Linked DNA regions of Homo sapiens: region 2 is linked to region 1. Evidence: read pairs that join two places in POLR2A ChIA-PET (ENCODE). Cell type or tissue: Panc1. All regions are shown on one strand. Region 1 overlaps FAM186A (family with sequence similarity 186 member A). Region 2 overlaps LIMA1 (LIM domain and actin binding 1).

Evidence for each region. Peaks named below come from ENCODE experiments on the same cell type or tissue, not always from the same donor. Only the 100,000 strongest peaks of a DNase experiment are listed, where the experiment ranks them.
Region 2: POLR2A ChIA-PET joins it to region 1 with 7 read pairs; 2 of 35 experiments call an interaction of 5 or more read pairs at or near these places.

What each region holds. Positions count from the first base shown.
Region 1 is chr12:50,369,542-50,372,041 of GRCh38, reverse strand. All of the region lies in intron 1 of FAM186A (family with sequence similarity 186 member A), which reads left to right. Among named protein-coding and RNA genes, the nearest start is that of FAM186A, 26 kb to the left of the region's middle. In Panc1, no CTCF peak of the experiment used is centred here; no DNase peak of the experiment used is centred here.
Region 2 is chr12:50,185,477-50,187,976 of GRCh38, reverse strand. All of the region lies in intron 9 of LIMA1 (LIM domain and actin binding 1), which reads left to right. Among named protein-coding and RNA genes, the nearest start is that of CERS5, 19 kb to the right of the region's middle. In Panc1, no CTCF peak of the experiment used is centred here; no DNase peak of the experiment used is centred here; H3K27ac peaks cover 2,500 bases.

The DNA of each region.
Region 1 (2,500 bases):
TTAGGAGTTTGAGACCAGCCTGACCAACATGGTGAAACCCCGTCTCTACTAAAAATACAAAATTAACTGGGTATTGTGGCGCATGCCTGTAATCCCAGCTACTTGGGAGGCTGAGGCAGGAGAATCGCTTGAACCCAGGAGGCCGATGTTGCCGTGAGCCAAGATCATGCCATTGCACTCCAACCTGGGCAATAAGAGCGAAACTCCGTCTAAAAAAAAAAATTAATTGTGGTAAAATATACATAAAATTTACTGCCTTAATTATTTTTAAGTATATAGTACAATAGTTTTAAGTGTGAATATATATTGCCATACATTATTTTGCAACCAAAGTCAGAACTATTTCACCTTTCAAAACTGAAGTTCTATATCCATTAAACAACAATATCCATTTCCCTTTCTCCTTATCCCCTAAAAACCACAACTGTACTTAGTTTCTATGAATTCAACTATTCTAGATACCTCATTTAAGTGGAATCATAAAGTATTTGTCTTTTTATGACTGGCTTATTCACTCAGCATAGTCTGTTCAAGGTTCATCCATATTGTAGTGTATGTCAAAATATCCTTCAATTTTAAGGCTGAATAACATTCTATTATGTATATTTTAAAATTAAATTAAGTTGGCCGGGCACGGTGGCTCACGCCTGTAATCCTAACACTTTGGGAGGCAGAGGCAGATGGATCATGAGGTCAGGAGTTCAAGACCAGCCTGGCCAAGATGGTGAAACCCCGTCTCTACTAAAAAATACAAAAATTAGCTGGGCATGGAGGCAGGCGCCTGTAACCCCAGCTACTCTGGAGGCTGAGGCAGGAGAATCACTTGAACCCTGAGGTGGAGTTTGCAGTCAGCCGAGATCATGCCACTGCACTCTAGCCTAGGTGACAGAGTAAGATTCTGCCTCAAAAAAAAAAATTAAATTGAATTAAATTTTATTTTTTTGAGATGAAGTCTCGCTCTGTTGCTCAGGCTGGAGTGCTGTGGTGCAATCTTGGCTCACTGTAACCTCCATCTCCTGGGTTCAAGCGATTCTTCTGCCTCAGTCTCCCAAGTAGCTGGGATTACAGGCACCCGCCACCATGCCTGGCTAATTTTTGTGTTTTTTAGTGCAACGTGAGGTTTCATCGTGTTGGCCAGCGTGGTCTCAAACCCCTGACCTCAAGTGACCTGCCCACCTCAGCCTCCCAAAGTGCCGGGATTACAGGCATGAGTCACTGTGCCTGGCCTCCATTGTGTATATATATAAATATATACCACATTTTGTTTATCCATTTATCTGTCAATGGGCACTTGGGTTACTTCTACCTCTTGGTTATTGTGAATAACGACACTATGAGCATGAGTGTACAAATATTTCTTAGGGACCCTGCTTATAATTCTTTTGGATGTATACACAGAGAACAATTGCTAGATCATATAGTGATACTATTTTTAATATCTGGAGGAACTGTCATCCTTTTCTTCACAGCAGCTGCACAATATTACATTCCTACCAGCAGTGCACAGGGTTCCAATTTTGCACAGCCTCACCCACACTTGTTATTTTCTGTTTTTTTCATAGTAGCCATCTTAATGGGTATGAAGTAGTATATCATTGTGGTTTTGATTTACATTTTCCTAATTACTAGTTACGTTGAACATATTTTCATATATTTTTGGGCCATTTGTATATCTTTTTTGGATCCTTTGCCCATTTTAAAATTGGTTTATTTGGGTTTTTGTTTTTGTTTTTTGGGGGGTATGGAGTGTCACTCTGTCGCCTAGGATGGAATGCAGTGGCACAATCTCGGCTCACTGCAACCTCTACCTCCCAGGCTCAAGTGATTCTTGTGCCTCAGCCACCCAAGTAGCTGGGATTACAGGAGTGTGCCACCATGCCTGGCTAAGTTTTGCTTTTTTTTTTTTTTTTTTTTTTTTGAGATGGAGTCTCGCTCTGTCGCCCAGGCTGGGGTGCAGTGGTGCAATCTCTGCTCACTGCAAGCTCCGCCTCCCGGGTTCACGCCATTCTCCTGCCTCAGCCTCCCGAGTAGCTGGGACTACAGGCGCCCACCACCACGCCCGGCTAATTTTTTGTATTTTTAGTAGAGACGGGGTTTCACTGTGTTAGTCAGGATGGTCTCGATCTCCTGACCTCATGATCCACCCTCCTCGGCCTCCCAAAGTGCTGGGATTACAGGCGTGAGCCACCGCGCCCGGCCTAAATTTTGCATTTTTAGTAGGGATGGGGTTTCACAGTGTTGGCCAGGCTGGTCTCAAACTCCTGACTTCAACTGATCTGTCCACCTCAGCCTCCCAAAGTCCTGGGATTATAGGGGTGAGCCACCAGTGCACAGCCTATTTGGGTTTTTTGGTTTTTCTTTTTTTGACATTGAGTTTGTACAAGTTATTTATATATTGTGGATATTAACCCTTAGTGGATATACAATTTGCAAATATTTTCTCCCATTTCCTAGGTTGACTTTTCAATCTGTTGATTTTTGTCCTTTGACAAACAAATGT
Region 2 (2,500 bases), 180 kb after region 1:
TGTGAGAAGTATCAGGCCTTTCTACTTCAAGAGACTCAGAGATCTCTTAGGCTTTATGTCCTCCCATTTGAAAGAAATCATCCCCTAAACGTTCCCAGAGGAGAGGATAGGGAAGGAAGAGGCAAGGAGATGTGACTGGCCCTAGGGAACAACTGTCTGCCCTCACTGTGTACGGGACAACCAAGTCCCAGGCCTCCTCACAGCGTTTTGCTGATGAATGTTGAGAGAGAACATGGCACTCTACGTGAGAGGGCAGCACACACTGCACTGCCCCTCTCGGTACCCTGCCAGCTGTTCCTCCCCCTGAAGACACAGTGGGAGGTTTTATGCTGGCTTGCAAAGCTGTCAAAATTATGCTAGAAGAGTGTCTAGAATCTTTTCTCACTCACTCACTATTACTGCCTTTTCAGAGGACTGTCCTTTCTTCTCTGTGTAGAGCACTCTATTTAAGATATGAATATTCCCCAAAATGCTTTCATAGAGTTTCACAGAAAATTAGAGGAAGGGTTAAGGCTGCACAGGGCTGGCCCAACCATTTGCTGTGTGGTGAAGAATTTCAGTTTCATTACCTAGATATTTTACACAAATTGGAAGGAATGAAAGGCATTTTGTGGTATTCTGAGGAATAGAGGCTTGACGTCAATACAGAATTTTCATCTTCTTTCACTATGTCTAAAGGCTAGTTAACATCAATGTCTGTTGTCAGCTGCTCCCCCCTACCTCCCACACACACCACAACTGGGGCCTTTATTAGAGTAAAAAATATATGAGACAAGAGGGTAAAAGAATGTAAATGAAGCCATGCAAATTTGTTAGAAAAACAGCTTTAAGTAGATGGTAATCAACAGAGGGTCTGTAATATCCCTCAAACGGGAAAGACAGTATTTATGAACATCAATTATTTATAGATTACCTCATTCACTCTAGAATATCCTGAAGATATTATCTACACATTTTTATTTGAAACAAAGGGAAGACCATAGTTTGTTCAAATTGCTGTCGTGGGATTAATTTCATTTGGGTTAGCATCTGCTCTCCTCCCCAAAGAGTTTCCCTTGGCTGTGGAAATTTAACATTCCAGGACAATTTAGAAAATGCTCTCTTGGTTTGTGAGTCAGGAGTTCTGAGTTTGTGCAGTGAGCAGGTCTATGCAGACCTACCCACAAAGGCTGAGGGAGCTGAAAAGCCAAAGAAAGAGGCTGACAAATCCAGTTTCTCAGAAAGAAACATTTAATAAGAGCTTATGAACAGAAGTGATGTCTAGGAGGCCATGAGACAGTGGATCCCTGCACCAGCCCTCCAGAAAATATCCTTTATATAGCAAGGTTTTAGGATAAAACATGTGCAGCTAGTCACGCTTGACTTTCTTGCAAAACTTATCACTGGAGCGATTGGATAAGCATCTTTATGAGGGGTTGTCTATGCTCTGGGCACTACCCCTTTATGAGGGATAATCTATGCTACAGGCATTGTTTAAAGACTTTGCTGCAGAACAAACCACCTTGGTATGCAGGAGTCAAACCACCAGTTAGCATGGTGGTTTCACTCCAAGATGGCATCACTCCTGCCATGCAACAGGCTGTTTTCCTACAGTTTTAATTCTATTTCTGTTATTGACTATGTGAACTTTGATAAGACCTGGTGTTTAACTTTCTACTTGGTAGGGGCAAAATGGTGGGAGAAGGGGAATGAAAAAAAAAATCTCTTACTAACTGAAAAAATATACTGTGAAGATAAAAAATGTCTAACATTGTCGTATTGGCAGTGTTTTAAACATGGCTGTGCCAAGTCTGAGCATGCCATGAAGGCATGGGCAGGATGTATGCCAGGCCTGTGATAATGGTAGAGATTTTTAGGCACTGACTATGCTTCCTGTTGTCTGAATAGACATGGGGGCAATTACAGAAAAGTGGCTGAGAGCCCAGGACATAGAAAATAAAGGGGAGGCACAGCCGCAGCCGCTGTGAGTTGGCATTTTACCATGTCGGGACCCTCTTGTCTTTATGAAACTAGAAGGGGCCCTTAGGCAGCTGCTGCTGCATAAACCTTAAATAATATTGAAAAGGGTTGATGTGAGAAATGAATAGGAATAATGGGACTCTGATAGGTCTGGCTAGTTAGAAGCTCAAGGTTAGTCAATTATGTGAGCTAGCAATCTATTAACTTGATGTTAAGGAGGAAGACAGACTTTTTGCTCCATGTGGGTGAAGGCTCTATTAAAGAGAGAGCCGATGTGGGTCAGGTGTGGGAGGTAGTAAGCCACTAAAGAATTGTTAATGAGACACTCCTTGTGTGGGTGAAGGCTCATAAAAGCTCGCTCTCCTGAGCTGGGATATGTTCCAGCCTCAGGTAGATACGAGTGAGGCTGATTTTGCCATGATTAGCAGAGTTACTTAAAAAGGAAAAAAAGAAAAATGTGGTCTTATTCTTGGATCTGAGTCTCTGAGTTTCAGCTCAGCTGCAGTAAAGCTCTCCAGGGCACGCCAAATGCTGTGTATTC